Linked DNA regions of Mus musculus: region 1 is linked to region 2. The links are chromatin loops, found by intact Hi-C in ENCODE. Cell type or tissue: heart. All regions are shown on one strand. Links, peaks and the distances in the headings refer to the core of each region. The heading gives the core; the rest is flanking DNA.

Region 1 (8,417 bases), core at 284-8,283, 74 kb before region 2:
AAAGAATTAACCAAACGAGGAGTTGGTTCTTTGAGAAAATCAACAAGATAGATAAACCCTTAGCTAGACTCACTAAAGGGCACAGGGACAAAATCCTAATTAACAAAATCAGAAATGAAAAGGGAGACATAACAACAGATCCTGAAGAAATCCAAAACACCATCAGATCCTTCTACAAAAGGCTATACTCAACAAAACTGGAAAACCTGGACGAAATGGACAAATTTCTGGACAGATACCAGGTACCAAAGTTGAATCAGGATCAAGTTGACCTTCTAAACAGTCCCATATCCCCTAAAGAAATAGAAGCAGTTATTAATAGTCTCCCAGCCAAAAAAAGCCCAGGACCAGACGGGTTTAGTGCAGAGTTCTATCAGACCTTCAAAGAAGATCTAACTCCAGTTCTGCACAAACTTTTTCACAAGATAGAAGTAGAAGGTATTCTACCCAACTCATTTTATGAAGCCACTATTACTCTGATACCTAAACCACAGAAAGATCCAACAAAGATAGAGAACTTCAGACCAATTTCTCTTATGAACATCGATGCAAAAATTCTTAATAAAATTCTCGCTAACCGAATCCAAGAACACATTAAAGCAATCATCCATCCTGACCAAGTAGGTTTTATTCCAGGGATGCAGGGATGGTTTAATATACGAAAATCCATCAATGTAATCCATTATATAAACAAACTCAAAGACAAAAACCACATGATCATCTCGTTAGATGCAGAAAAAGCATTTGACAAGATCCAACACCCATTCATGATAAAAGTTCTGGAAAGATCAGGAATTCAAGGCCAATACCTAAACATGATAAAAGCAATCTACAGCAAACCAGTAGCCAACATCAAAGTAAATGGAGAGAAGCTGGAAGCAATCCCACTAAAATCAGGGACTAGACAAGGCTGCCCACTTTCTCCCTACCTTTTCAACATAGTACTTGAAGTATTAGCCAGAGCAATTCGACAACAAAAGGAGATCAAGGGGATACAAATTGGAAAAGAGGAAGTCAAAATATCACTTTTTGCAGATGATATGATAGTATATATAAGTGACCCTAAAAATTCCAACAGAGAACTCCTAAACCTGATAAACAGCTTCGGTGAAGTAGCTGGATATAAAATTAACTCAAACAAGTCAATGGCCTTTCTCTACACAAAGAATAAACAGGCTGAGAAAGAAATTAGGGAAACAACACCCTTCTCAATAGCCACAAATAATATAAAATATCTCGGCGTGACTCTAACGAAGGAAGTGAAAGATCTATATGATAAAAACTTCAAGTCCCTGAAGAAAGAAATTAAAGAAGATCTCAGAAGATGGAAAGATCTCCCATGCTCATGGATTGGCAGGACCAACATTGTAAAAATGGCTATCTTGCCAAAAGCAATCTACAGATTCAATGCAATCCCCATTAAAATTCCAACTCAATTCTTCAACGAATTAGAAGGAGCAATTTGCAAATTCATCTGGAATAACAAAAAACCGAGGATAGCAAAAACTCTTCTCAAGGATAAAAGAACCTCTGGTGGAATCACCATGCCTGACCTAAAGCTTTACTACAGAGCAATTGTGATAAAAACTGCATGGTACTGGTATAGAGACAGACAAGTGGACCAATGGAATAGAATTGAAGACCCAGAAATGAACCCACACACCTATGGTCACTTGATCTTCGACAAGGGAGCCAAAACCATCCAGTGGAAGAAAGACAGCATTTTCAACAATTGGTGCTGGCACAACTGGTTGTTATCATGTAGAAGAATGCGAATCGATCCATACTTATCTCCTTGTACTAAGGTCAAATCTAAGTGGATCAAGGAACTTCACATAAAACCAGAGACACTGAAACTTATAGAGGAGAAAGTGGGGAAAAGCCTTGAAGATATGGGCACAGGGGAAAAATTCCTGAACAGAACAGCAATGGCTTGTGCTGTAAGATCGAGAATTGACAAATGGGACCTAATGAAACTCCAAAGTTTCTGCAAGGCAAAAGACACTGTCTATAAGACAAAAAGACCACCAACAGACTGGGAAAGGATCTTTACCTATCCTAAATCAGATAGGGGACTAATATCCAACATATATAAAGAACTCAAGAAGGTGGACCTCAGAAAATCAAATAACCCCCTTAAAAAATGGGGCTCAGAACTGAACAAAGAATTCTCACCTGAGGAATACCGAATGGCAGAGAAGCACCTGAAAAAATGTTCAACATCCTTAATCATCAGGGAAATGCAAATCAAAACAACCCTGAGATTCCACCTCACACCAGTGAGAATGGCTAAGATCAAAAATTCAGGTGACAGCAGATGCTGGCGAGGATGTGGAGAAAGAGGAACACTCCTCCATTGTTGGTGGGATTGCAGGCTTGTACAACCACTCTGGAAATCAGTCTGGCGGTTCCTCAGAAAATTGGACATAGTACTACCGGAGGATCCAGCAATACCTCTCCTGGGCATATATCCAGAAGAAGCCCCAACTGGTAAGAAAGACACATGCTCCACTATGTTCATAGCAGCCTTATTTATAATAGCCAGAAACTGGAAAGAACCCAGATGCCCCTCAACAGAGGAATGGATACAGAAAATGTGGTACATCTACACAATGGAGTACTACTCAGCTATTAAAAAGAATGAATTTATGAAATTCCTAGCCAAATGGATGGACCTGGAGAGCATCATCCTGAGTGAGGTAACACAATCACAAAGGAACTCACACAATATGTACTCACTGATAAGTGGATACTAGCCCAAAACCTAGGATACCCACGATATAAGATACAATTTCCTAAACACATGAAACTCAAGAAAAATGAAGACTGAAGTGTGGACACTATGCCCCTCCTTAGAAGTGGGAACAAAACACCCATGGAAGGAGTTACAGAAACAAAGTATGGAGCTGAGATGAAAGGATGGACCATGTAGAGACTGCCATATCCAGGGATCCACCCCATAATCAGCTTCCAAATGCTGACACCATTGCATACACTAGCAAGATTTTACTGAAAGGACCCAGATGTAGCTGTCTCTTGTGAGACTATGCCGGGGCCTAGCAAACACAGAAGTGGATGCTCACAGTCAGCTAATGGATGGATCACAGGGCTCCCAATGGAGGAGCTAGAGAAAGTACCCAAGGAGCTAAAGGGATCTTCAACCCTATAGGTGGAACAACATTATGAACTAACCAGTACCCCTGAGCTCTTGACTCTAGCTGCATTTGTATCAAAAGATGGCCTAGTCGGCCATCACTGGAAAGAGAGGCCCATTGGACACGCAGACTTTGTGTGCCCCGGTACAGGGGAACGCCAGGGCCAAAGGGGGGGAGTGGGTGGGTAGGGGAGTGGGGGTGGGTGGGTAAGGGGGACTTTTGGTATAGCATTGGAAATGTAAATGAGCTAAATACCTAATAAAAAAAAAAAAGTTCCATAAAAAAAAAAAATAAATAAAATCATCTTATTAGGCCAAAAAAAAAAAAAAAAAAAAAAAAAAGCAAAAAAAAAAAAAAAATAAAAAGACTTTCACTTTGTACAGGTGTTGCAATAATGCTTGACACTAGGGGGCGCCAAAACAACACAAAGTGGGCGCACAGACTGGTGATCCAACCAGTTACCCAACCAGAAGAGGCCAGAAAAGTGCTAGTGACTGGGGTGCTACAGGTCAGACTTTGGTTAGCTGAGTGTTTAAAGGCAACGAGCTGAGACTCATAGCTAACGAAGAAGGAATGATTTCCGTATCATCGTACAACTATTACACCGGAGTTTTGAAGTTTTATATTTAGTTAGACAGCGCGGTATTATGGGATTTCAGTGACAATGGGGTTATGGAGTCTCTTTCTTCATGAGTTTTGGTTTCGGTGTGTGAGAGTGTGTGTGTGTGTGTGTGTGTGTGTGTGTGTGTGTGTCTGCATGGCTTGGTGGTGGAATGAGATTCGACCACGAGTACTTTAAGCAGAGGGATAAACAGGAGCCACATGAAGGGGGGCGGGGCGCATTGAGGGGAGCGGATTAGGAGAAACGTTCTGGAAGGTGCCACTTTACACATCTTACAGGTAAAAGCAGGCCAACAATGACAGGAATTCTGGAAGAGCATTCCAGACACGCTCTGGAGTCAGAGGACTCTCAAAGAGGCTCTGAAAAAGCTGGAGCAGGTTGACCGCTTGCCCCTGGAGGAGGTCAGAGCCAGCAACAGAGGCCATTTCAGGCTAAAGGATGTAAAGGTGCAATCAGCCCCTTTTCTCCTAAACCTGGCTTTTCCTTGAGCGCCCACTACCAGCACACACACGTTTAACACACGTGTACCCATTTGTCTCCCTGATTAGAATACAAGGTCCAGGAAGACAGGGAATTTTGTGCTTGCTTCAGAACTTCCTGGTCTTAGCCCTTACAATTTTTCTAAGCACTAAACATTCTTTATAATTTGTTTACTGGAGCTTTAGGTCAGAAAGGAATTTGGAGGTGGAATGGACTGCCCTACGTGGCCATGGCTCAACCACACTGGACGCTTCCCTGCCCAGTCTTGGACATTCTTCTTTAGCTTACAGAAGTCTCTAGCAAAGCAATTTCAAGTCTCTCCACTTCTGGATCAACATCTGCCTCAGGGGTGGGAAGGGGTAGGGTGGACAGCCTCAACCAAGAGCCACAAGTTAACTGCTTAGTAAGTTGAGAAAGTGATTCATTGTTAGGTATGTAAAAATATCTCAGGCAGAACCCCACCTTTGGGGTCTTCTAGCATTGTAATTCCTTTGTTTTTTGTTTTGTTCTTTTTATTTAAAAAAAAAATTGTTTTGAGACAAGGTCTCATGTAGCCCAGGCTATGTAAATGTACCAGCTTGCCCTGTTTACGGTGTGCTGAGGATCAACCGCAGGGGATTGTACAGTGCTGGGCAAGCGCTCTACTGCACGGGCTACATCCTCGCTCTGTCCAGTCCTTTCTTCTCTGCTTTTGTGTGGCTTCCTTAGCCAAGGCGATCCTTGCGTTTTGCTTTGATCGTTTTGCTGGGAATGTTCAGAAGGGCGGGAGCCTGCGCTTTTGCCTCGGCTTTACCCACACTCTGCCTTGAGAACAAGGTGAGCATTGGCCATGTTCCGGATGTCTCACCCACCGCTGCAGTACCCGACCCCAACTAACTGCACCCTTTCTAAAAAACTGCCACACCCTGCTCTCTCGTCCACCAGCTGTCGCTTCAAACACGTTCAGCCCGTTTTAAAACACGAGTCCCAAACCCAAAGTGCCCAAAGCCCTTTTACAAGCCTGGCTCCTCTCTCCGAAGGATGCTTCGTTGATTCACATAGCTGAGCAGGTACTGTACCCTGGGAAGTTCAGTGAGATAGGCTGTTGATCTTGTGAGCTCAGAAAGACAGACAGAGAAAAGACATCCTTTATTAGTGGCAAAGAACCTCATGGTCAGAGACTGTACTTGGTAACCAGGACCTGCTCCAGGGCGTCGTCTATGTCCTAAAATGGGCCCTGTGACTCCATGCAGGGTTGGTGCACATACCCTGTCCTGAGTGTTCCACATATAAGGGAAGACGCATGAGCAGATACGAAGACGGTGGATGAAATCACACTGCCAGCTCCACGCATTCACGCCAGGTTTGGGGATACTCCGTTCATGTTTGAAACAGTTAAACATAAAGCAGGTTCTAACAAATGTCGTGGGTTTCAACTCTCAGAGGAGGCTAATGGACTTAGAATTTCAGGCTTAGGACAATGCTGTGAACAAGGATGTGTGGGACATTCTAATATTTAAGAGAAATGAACTCAATAAATTCCTAAGTTAAATTTGGACTCGTAAGAGCCTTGGATGAGATGTTCTGGAAGGCCTTGCTTGTTAGAATTCTGTGCTTGCTTGGTCAACCATTTATAACGCTAAAAATAAATTAAATATATTAAACCCTTTAATGCAGTTTAACATATTTAAGGGTGGTTGCCGAAGATAAAAATCAATGTAAGAAATTAATAGTGCTTCTATATTTCAGGAATGAGAATATGAAACAGGCCACACATAAATGCTGAATCTGTGAGAAAGGCTCACTAAGAGACAGAAAACGCAATTTTTATGAGCAATGAAAGAACAATTGTGTACCAATGAATAAATAAATAAATAAATTCAAAGATGAGATTGAACTTGTCATTCAGTCCACACTCAAAAGTCAAGTCCAGGCTGAGATGAGACTGACCACAGGACCACAGTATACATCATAATGATGAGATCGTTCATTCAGGAGAATGTCTCACACACACACACACACACACACACACACACGGCTGAAGGATTTCTGTAAAAGGAGAAGGATGGCTGTCTGTCTCAGCGTTTCCATTGCTGTGAAGAGACACCATGCCCGTGGCAACACTTAACTGGGGCAAGTTTACAGATTCGGAGGTTCTGTCCATTATCATCATGGCCAAAGCACGGCAGTTGGAGATGGAGCTGAGAGTTCTACATCGTGTTCCAAAGGGATCCAAGAGAAGACTGACTTCCAGGCAGCTAGTCCCGGGGCCAAGCATATTCAAAGCACCACAGTAACTTTAATTGTTAAATTTAATGTTGTGTAAGCAGAAACCTGTGGTTTATCAACAGATTACACATTGTGTGAATTTTCACATCGCAGAACCAAGGGATGGAGTCCAGTGCGGCATTTTCATTCATTGCCCTTTTTTGTTTTGCTTTCTTTTTTCCAGACAGGGTTTCTCTGTGTAGTCCTGGCTGTCCTGGAACTCACTTTGTAGACTAGGCTGTCCTCGAACTCAGAAATCCACCTGTCTCTGCCTCCCAAGTGCTGAGATTAAAGGCATGGTGGCCACCACGCCCCGCTTCCTTTCTCAGCCCCTCTCCTACTGCTTCCTCTCATCTGGCCGCACCAAACCTGCTGTTCGCCTTCCTCCTCTAAAAGCCCTCGTTTGTGCTTTCATATCACATGGGTTCCATTGCCCACCCCCATCATCTTTCCCCATTGGCCTCCCATAAGACCTCTTTCTTTTCTTTTCTCTATGAGACCTTTCTAAACTTATGGCTCCACGCACGCACGCACGCACGCACGCACGCACGCACGCACGCACACATGCACACTTCACCAACTTGTTGCGTTTGTCAGCTCCACTAGCCCACACTCACCATAGTGATCTCTCCTTTCAGCCACTTTTCTGTAAATGCTGTAGTTTCGCTTTCCTTTCCAGGAAAATGAAGTTTCATCGTGCATTTCTGCCACGTTTTCTCTACCGTCTCATCTGCTGATGGGTATCTGGGCTGCTTCCACTTCTTAGCGGCTGTGAACAGTATAGCAATAAAGATAAGCGTGCAAATGTCTCCACAGTGAGGTATAGAGACGTTAGGGTGTGTGCCTGGGAGGTGGGTCTCTGTTTAGTTGGTTGGGAACCTTCGCATTGACTCTCAGCGCCTGTACCGCCAGAGGTGTCTAAGGACTGCCTTCTCTCCACACCCTCACCAGCATTCGCAGTGGCTTGTTTCCGTAATGAGCATTTTGACTCGTGCGAGCCTTCTCACAACAGCTATCCCACAAGAGCTTTAATTTGCATTTCCCTGATGGCCAAGGATGTGATTATTAGCTGTTTGTGTTTCTTTCTTTGAGAACTATTATTTTCTTCATTAGCCCATTTAGTGATTAGATGGTTTGATTTTATTTTTTGTTTTGGTTTGGCGTTTAATTTTTCTGCAGTTCCTTATATAGACAGTAATCTCTTGTTGGATGCATAGCTGGCAGAATTTTCTCTATTCTACGCTGAACTTTCACTCTGATAAGCTTTTCCTTCACCATGCATAAACTTTTAATATTGTGTAACGCCATTTGTCAATTCTTGGGATTATTTCCCCTATTATTGAAATCTCTTTTAGAAAATCCTTATCTAATCCTTTGTCTTGACATATTATTCCTGTTTTTTGCCTTTAACTAATTTTTGTGCAGCATTGGATACATCAGTCTAGTTTTATTCTTTTACATAGTTTTTGAACTGCTGTTGAGCAGGCTGTCTTTGTCCTATGTATGTGCATTTGTATGCAAATATATTACGATGTATTTGTTTTGTATATATTTGTTGTGTGGTTTTTATATATTGACAAAAAATAGGTAATTGTAGCTGTATCCGCTTATTTCTGGGTCCTCCTTTCTATTCTGATGGTCCATATGTCAGGGCCATGCTGTTCTTTGTTACTATCGCTCCGTAATATAATTTTAGAGCAAGTCTAGTGATATTTCCAGCATTTTCCAGAGTAGATTAGCGATTACTCCCCAGTAATTGTCAAAGCCAAATAAATTAACCATAGTCTGACTCTCATTCATCTGTAAGCTAGATGGGGGTAAGTTTAAATTGGATCAACAACAATAACATGAGCCATAATATATGGACATCAACACCAACCCCTACCACTGCATAGCTAAGGACCAATTCACGA
Region 2 (8,417 bases), core at 295-8,294:
CAATTTAAAAAACAAAAGAAAAAGACACATGAAGAAGATTCTAGAGAAAGCTAAGGGTAGGTAGGCTTAGAAAGTACAAGTGATCAATTCACTCATGAGTTTGAAAATAAATGGAAAAGGAAAGTTGAATATTAGGGACTCACCATGATTAACATTGCTAAATCTATCTGTGGATAAAGAACGCATGCCTATGAATGTGTATCAGTGATAGAGAAATGCATTGATCATCCACAGCCATGTAAGAAATAATGCAAACATACAATCACAAAAGCTGGTTTTCATTCACAGTTCTTGGGGGTTGGGGAACAGGGCCTTAGCTGGGTGATTCCTGCTCAGGGTCACTCACCAGTTGCAGTCAAAGTTTTGGCTAGAGCCATGGCCATCTGAAGATTGTACTGAGCTGGAGAAATCTATCCAAGCTCACTCATGGAAATCTTGGGTTCTGGGGTAGAGGGTGGGAGGTGGGAGGTGGGAGGTGGGAGCTGAGAAGTGGGAGCTGGAAAGTGGGAGGTAGGAGCTGGGAGGTAGGAGGTAGAAGCTGGGGGCTTGGAGCTTCAGGTCCTCACTATGGGAGCCTCTATAGAGTTATTCATGACAGAGCAGCTGGCTTCCTTCACAGAGAATGATCTGAAAGCAAGCCACCAATGATTAGCTGGGTGCATGCCTCTATCTGCTTAATTCTATTATTTAAAAATGAATCCATGCAGCCAGTCCAGGCTCACAGGGGATAGGAAGTAAGCCCTATCTATTGACGGGGGGAATATCAACACATTCATAGCCTGGACATGACTAGACATGCCAGTGTAACCTATCATCCTAACAACAGGGAGGCTGAGACAGGAGGGTGAGAGGCCAACCTGGGCTATGGAGTAAGACTGTCCAAAAAGCACTCAAGGGTATTTTTTATTTACAAGACAGGATTTCTTTGTGTAGCCCTGACTGTCCTAGAACTAGCCCTTGAACTCAGAGATCCATCTGCCTCTGCCTCCCCAGTGTGGGAATTAAAGGCATAAACCACCACCTCCTGGCTAGGGGCAAAACCATTTTAAAGCAATCTGTACAGCATATCATAGCTTAACTAAACACATATGCATTGTGAAGATAATTTATCATGAAACTTTCCTTTAAGAATCATGCCCAAATAGCTTCTTAACCTGACAGTCATTACGTTATAAAATCTAGTTAATGTATGGGCTAACACTGTTGGCTATAGCAAGTGCCATTATGAAAGGGTTTCCATGTTTCCTTCAAACACTAAAGCGAGTGTTTTTTTATGCCTTGAGATTGTTAGCCTCACTTGAACACCCTTTCCCTGTGCTTGGGTAATTTCTCATACTTGAGGACACCATCGTAAAACAAACACTAGAACTTTTGCTTCCTGGACTCCCTTGCAGCTACTTACTAGGGATAAGACTTTTGTTCTCACAGAAGATGTAGATATGGAAAACAGCGTCTTCCCCCAGGAGCAGCATCTTCCCCCAGAAGATTCCCAGTGAAGGTGGAAGACATATCTCATAATACTCTCAGTGCTTCATCACAATGCTCCGAGATTGTCAGCCTCAGATCTGCTTCGCTTCAGCATACAAACTTAAGCATTGCCAAACAATAGTGATTTTTATTATGTCCACAGATACTGAAAATCAAGAGTTTAAAAAAAAATGTATGGGGGCTGGAGAGACAGCTCAGAGGTAAAAAGTACTAGCTGCTCCTCTGGAGGTCCTGAGTTCAATTCCCAGCAACCACATGATAGTTCATAACCATCTATATCAAAATCTGGTGCCTCCTTCTTCTGGCATGCAGACAGAACACTTTACATAGTAAATAAATACATCTTTTTTTCTTTTTTTAATGTATAGTGAGGCCAGGTGGGTTTCTTTTCTATGGCCTCTGGGCACTTAGAGGATTTAGTGGCTTTGGGTGAGGGGATGTCACTTGAGGATCTGGGACTGGAATCTGAAGACTTAAACACAGTCATTAGCAGCACCTGATGGTTGAAGGCTGTTGGCTAAATAACTGCAGGTAGCTCCATGAGCTCCTCATATCACAGAACACTATATGGGGTGTGAATGACTGTTACGGTACTCCTTATCACAATATGATATGCTCCATCGATGACTGACTGACATCTCTTCCCAAGGAACCCAAGGATTACTTGCAACTCTGATTAAAAACTAACTTGTGTTCCAGACCCATCCCTGAACTGAGGCCAGAAAACGGAAATGCAATCGTCTAGAGCACCAGAAAGAATATTTCTGAGAAGAACCCTCCGGTGCAAAGCTGGGTTGGTGGAGAAGTTCTGCAGCCCCGGGCAACAGCAGCAGTGCAGGCAGGGGGCTTCCTTTAGTTGAGCAAGTCTGCAAGAGATCTCTATGGCCTCATTCAAAATGAGGATAGGAACGCCTACATTACAGTTATTAAGAAAATTAACCGAGCCCCTGAAGAGTGGTACTCACTCTAAGCCTTTAACCCTGACATTTAGGAGGCAGAGACAGACAGGTCTCTGTGAGTTTAAGGACAGCCTGGTCTATATAGAGAGTTCCAGGACAGCCAGAGCTACATAGTGAGACCCTATCTCAAAAAAAAAAAAAAAAAAAAATCAAGCTAGACAAAACTGTGTGTAGGGAGCTTAGAGCAATGCTTGGGTTATAGAGTGCACATGTTCTCATGTTCTCATTTGCATTTAACACCCATTGCGTGCAGCTTCAGGCCTCTCTCTGATCACCTGGTGAGGTAATCACCCCATGTTACTGACCCCATGTTACATTCCACAGGCTGCCTCCAGACTCTAGCACAGTGTCCGCACAGAGAACAAGGCCTGAGGACCTAGGCTCTCTGGTGTACTTCTCTGAGTGCTTACCCTGGATGCCCTAAAGGTACTATTGAGGAACATGGTCAGGCAAAGGTCAGTGGAGTTCCCGCCATTGGGAGATAGACAGGAGCTGTCTGGATGCTAGAGTAGAGTTCCTTCGTAAGGAGTCCGGTCAGACTTAACCAGGACTCAAGAGAACCAAAAGCTGGGTGTTCCCTGGGGGTCACAGAGCTGTGAGAGATGGTAGAGCAGTTGGATCATTACAGTGAAACTGAGAAAATGTTTGAGGGAGCCACTGGGAGGTCTGAAACAGTGGGGCACTTTGTGAAACAGTGCATCCTAGGTTTACAGTCAAAGACTGAAGCCACCAGACCTGTATAAACCAAACATGGGGGTGGGTTAGGGGAGAGGGACAAGGTGGGACAGCCAGAGCAAGGCTCAGCCACCAGCTCCCTGCCTGCAGCTGCAGAAACACCTAGCCTGAACCCTGGGGTAGAGCCAAGGTTTTGAGGAACAGCCGAAGTAATGCAAATAAACCGCTGTACCCTAAATTGCTTTTTGTTGTGGGTGTTTTGTCCCAACAACAAAAGGGGAGCTAAAACAGGAGACAAGTTAAAACAAGAGTTTGCCCTCTAGGGGAGCTGTAGGGGTGGCAGGAATCCAGGAGGTCTTGACCCTGCATTTGAAGCAGAGCAAAGGGGACAGTGTCTACACAACCAGGGAGGGGGTGGGGGATTGGGCCACACTGCCCTGACCACACAGCTTTCTCCGGAACCTCCTCTTTCTCCGGAACCTCCTTCCGGCATGTGGTAACACTGGCGAGGAAGGAAAGCCGCGCGCGCACAGGTGCCGGGCCCCGGGAACCTATTCGATTTAGAAGAAACACACTGATGGTTGCCCTGCGGACCCGTGCCTACACCGCCCGAGGGACCCCTCCCACCTCCGCTCCGGAGCCCAGAAGTTAGCTGTGGAGTTTGTTTGTCGCGCCCGCGCACCTACAGTGAGCAAGGAGAGCCGGCGCCCGCCGGCCCAGAGCTCTGTCCCGCTCTCTGCTCCTGCAGTTCCTTCGCTGCCGCCGAGATCTCGGGGCGACAGTGAGCGGCGGCGGCGGCGGCGGCGCGAAACCCCGGCGGCAGTCTCCGAGTCTCTGTAGCCGGGTCGGGAAAGCGCCGCGCAGCCTGCGCAGAAGCATCCTCGAGTAACTGGGGAAAATGAGGACGGTATTGTGAGCTTTGTAGGAACAGCAAAGAGAAGAGAGCACGCCTGCACCAGGATGGCCGAGTGGTTAAGGCGTTGGACTTAAGATCCAATGGACATATGTCTGCGTGGGTTCGAACCCCACTCCTGGTAAAGTTGCTGTTTTGTTCCTTGCCGCGGTCTGTCAGTTGTTTTTAGGTCCAGAGCTTTTGGAAATTTAGAAGTCTTATTTCAGTTGAAAGAAATGTTCTTTAATCCTTAATAGGGCGCTGCTACAAGGCAGCCCAATTTCCCGCAGTGAAGCGACCGTGTCTCCAGGAACCGACCTGAGCCAGGCGGGAAGAGGCTCCCCGGAGAGGTCTGGTATTGGCTAACTTTTTGCAAAAGTACTTTTGCACAGAAGAAAAAAGAAAAAAAAAAAAAAAAAAAAAACAAGTCCGCTTTTGCCTTTCCTCTGTCCGCTCCCCACCCCCTTCTTTTTTCTTCCTTTCCCTTTGTTTTCTTTCTTTCCTTTCTTTTCATTTCCCCCCCCCTCAAAGTTTAACGTGTTCACATGCAGTCTTTCAAAAATGTACCATTTGACCATGAAGACCCAGAATTTGAAATATTTTCGATTTTTATCTTCTCCTATTTTCTTTGGGTTTTTTTGTTTTGGTTTGGTTTGGTTTGGTTTGGTTTTTGGTTTCTCGAGACAGGGTTTCTCCGTGTAGCCCTGGCTGTCCTGGAACTCACTTTGTAGGCCAGGCTGGCCTCGAACTCTCAGAAATCCTCCTGCCTCTACCTCCCAAGTGCTGGGATTAAAGGCGTGTGCCACCCTATTCTCTCCAAAAGTGTTTTTTATCAAAGCAGTCCAAGATCTTAAACACATTTTGTAGGCGTGGCTCAAGGAACTCCCCAGCCTTTTGAATAAGTTGAGACACTGATTAAATAAACCCCTCTCTACAATCATAAAACCTCGGAAACGTTGGTTATTACCATTGATCATTTATTTTCACGTGTTCCTCAGGTCCATTCAGTTATCTGGAGTCGTAGAAAAATATTTTTCGAAAAACTCGGAACTCTGTGGGAAATGATATCAGCATATTTAAATTGTGACACCTACTGGTAAACTTGAGGTAAGTTTGTTTGAATAAACCTTATCTTTTTTTTTTGTTTTTTAATAACTGTCTTAAGTTACAGACAGGAAGTTGACTTTTCCTCCAAATCTTTTAATCTTTATTTATTTATTTAAAAAAGATCTTCCATTAAGCAGAATAACTCATCACTGAAATAATTTTCATGAGCATTGTTTTAACTGTATGATGAAACCCTTCTTTGGCGTCAATAATCTTTGTTTCAGTTACGCATTTTCCTTTCAAATGCTGAAGACAGCTATGAAGTTAGGGGGATATGTATATGTATGTGTGTATGTGTGTATGCATGTATGCGTGTGTGTTTGTTTGCATGAGCCATCAATGTTAAACAGACATCGTGGTCAGTTGGAAGACTCCTACACCAGAAGCGTTCTCAGTCCTCAGCGGTCAGTTGGGGCTTGGGGGTTTTGATTAGCTTTTTGGTCTTTCACTTTTATTCATTTATTTTAGTGTGTATGCGCGGTTGTCTGTAAGTACACCACATGGGTGCCTGCTGTGCGGTCAGGAGGAAGCTACAGGTGCCCTGGAACTGGGGTTGGTTTACAATCTGCCACGTGGGCTCCAGGAACCAAACCCAGGTCCTCTGTAAGAACAGCAAGTGCTCTTAGCTGCTGAGCCACCTCCTCAGCTCCATCCAGGCTGCTGTTTATCTTTAGGTAGAGTTTTAATTAGTCGATAAACACCTCAAATGCATGCAATGTACTTCAGGCGTGTGCTAATGATTCAAAGGAAGTAAAATTTAATGCCTCGGGTTCTTAAAAGTTTATTAGTATATTCATAGCACAAAATGATGTATTTCATAGTGACATTTTCAAACCTGTGTATCCCGTGGTTTGCTTGTATGCAGCCTGTTGCTCTGTGATGCTCGACCCACCCTTGTGCTCAAATCCTTTACTCTTCCCATGTACTGCCATCTACGTTCAAGTTTTATAGATATCCATTTCCAAAGCAGATTCCACAGGAGAGAGAATCTGTGGTATATGTCTTTGTGAACTGTCTTGTTTCCGTTAACATGATCTCCAGTTTCATCTTTCTTCTGAAAATGGCCTAAGTTTGTTCTGAGATATGGCAGAACAAAAACCCGATTGTGCAGGTACACTGAGTTTTCTCTATTCACTCAGCCACTGTTCAGTGCCTGGGCTGACCTCTTTCCTTGGCAGCGGGGGTGCAGCTTTAAACATGCCTGCATATGTGTCTGTGCACACAGATCTTTGCGGTTGCTGTCTTAGGTTTCTTTGGTAAACACCCAGGAGTAGTATACTATATGGTAGGTCTATTTTTAGGGGTGTGTGTGTGTGTGTGTGTGTGTGTGTGTGTGTGTGTGTTTTGAGACAGGGTCTCTCTCTATGTCCTGGATAGACTGGAATTCACTATATAGACCATTCTGGCCTTGAACTCACAGAGATCTGCCTGCATCTGCCTCCCAAGTGTTAACATTAAAGACATGGGGTCACTACTATGCACAGCTTTTGGAAGGAGGAGATTTATTTTAATTGATTTTGTTTTGTTTTGTTGGTTTGAGGTTTTGTTTTATTCTGTTTTGTTTGTTTGTTTGGTTTGGTTTGGTTTGGTATGGTTTTTTTGCGTGTGTGATTTCTTAATGGTAGCCTTTCTGACTAAGATGAAATGGAATCTCGAGATAGTTTAATAGTAAGGATGACACCAAAGGAGGTAGAGAACATGCATCTATTCATATCTGTACAATTAGGCACAGGACTATTTTAGGGGTGTGCGTGTGAACCAATCTGGCTTAAGCTTAATTTCCATGAACAGTGCTTCTAGACCTAGAACAGAGTGATGGCTGTTTCACCATTTGAACGAATGATACAAATGAATGCCTTTAATTAAGTGCATAAGCTTCTAATTAAACACTTGGGAGGCAAAGGCAGGTGAATCTCTGACAGTGTGAGACCAACCTGGTCTACATAACACATTTTAGGCAAGCAAGGGCTAGTTAATGAGGCCCCAGTGAAAGGAAGGAGGGGAGGAAGGAAGGGAGGGAGGGAGGAAGGAAGGAAGGAAGGAAGGACATAGTTAAAACTGAATCCTAGGCGATAGGGGTCAGTATTGCACACAGACTAAAGTCCACATAGAGACATAGGAAGTGGCCTGCCAGTGTGAGCAGACTGCCCGGGGCAGTAATGGTCTGGGACACAGGAAGTGAGTCAGGCCAGGGCAGCACTGGCTGCTCTGTCAGCCCTCTCAGCCCAGGGCCCGCCCTGGGTGCTCACCAGTGTGAACTGGGACCTAAGCCTAACAGTGAGCGCCTCTAGAATGTTACGTGCACTCTCTGAACACTGAATAAATGAATGGCCCCCAAATCCCCTGGACATAGTTCACCCCTGATTCTGTTCATTGTATCCTCATCTGGAGGATGTGGTAGAAATGTGCCACAAATAAATTTTAATCAGGTTTGGTAGACACACAGACACACAAATGACTGCTGTATTAAGAAACACAGCGAGGGGCTGGAGAGATGCTCAGTGGTCAAGAGCACCAGCTGTTCTTTCAGAGGACCTAGGTTCAATTCCCAGCTGCTCACAATTGTCTACAACTCTAGTTCCAAGGGATCTGGCGCCTTCATACATATTCACATGTATGCAAAATACCAATGCACATAAAAATTAAAAAAAAAAAATGATAGCCTGGGCCTAGTGGAAATCTGTAATCCCAGCACTCAGGAGCCTGAGTTACATAGTAGATTCCAGGCCAGCCAGGCTACAGTAATGCCTGTCTCAAACAAGGAAAGTAAAACAGCAATAGCTACAGCTACAGCTACAGCAACATCAGCTACAGAAAGAGTTGATATTTGCTTCTTGGGGCTTGAGAGATTGCTCAGTGGTTAAGAGCTAGTTCTTCTAGAAGACACAGGTTCAATTCCCAGCACTCACTTAGTGGCTCACAACTGACACTCAAGTGCATGTACCTGAATGTAGATTCTCTCTCTCTCTCTCTCTCTCTCTCTCTCTCTCTCTCTCTCTCTCTCTCTCGTGCGCTACAGCTACAGCTACAGCTATAGTTATAGCTACTACAACAGCTATAGCTACAGCAACATCAGCTACAGAAAGAGTTGATATTTGCCTCAGGGGCTGGAGAGATGGCTCAGCAGTTAAGAGCACTGACTGCTCTTCCGAAGGTCCTGAATGAGATCTGATACCTTCTTCTGATGTCTCTAAAGACAGCTACAGTGAACTTAAGATATAATAATAAATAAATCTTTAGGCCAGAGCCTGCGGAGCCAACCGGAGCAAGCAGAGGTCCTGAACTCAAATTCCCAG

Evidence for each region. Peaks named below come from ENCODE experiments on the same cell type or tissue, not always from the same donor. Only the 100,000 strongest peaks of a DNase experiment are listed, where the experiment ranks them.
Region 1: a loop joins it to region 2, with 5 times the contacts of the local background. A loop is called at or near these places in 28 of 42 quality-filtered maps.

Annotation. Positions count from the first base shown.
Region 1 is chr10:12,992,460-13,000,876 of GRCm38, reverse strand. No RefSeq gene overlaps it. Among named protein-coding and RNA genes, the nearest start is that of Sf3b5, 12 kb to the left of the region's middle. In heart, for the core only: a CTCF peak has its summit at 3,565 (motif pointing right); a DNase peak (open chromatin) is centred at 3,596; H3K27ac peaks cover 269 bases.
Region 2 is chr10:12,918,313-12,926,729 of GRCm38, reverse strand. B230208H11Rik (RIKEN cDNA B230208H11 gene) reads left to right here and starts at 3,603. Exons shown (of 3, transcript NR_038028.1): 1 at 3,603-4,156; 2 at 5,013-5,121. n-TLtaa3 (a tRNA gene) reads left to right here and starts at 4,077; the gene lies at 4,077-4,159. In heart, for the core only: CTCF peaks have their summits at 3,448, 3,958, 5,086 (motif pointing left) and 7,206; DNase peaks (open chromatin) are centred at 3,699, 4,059 and 7,289; H3K4me3 peaks cover 1,962 bases; H3K27ac peaks cover 2,371 bases.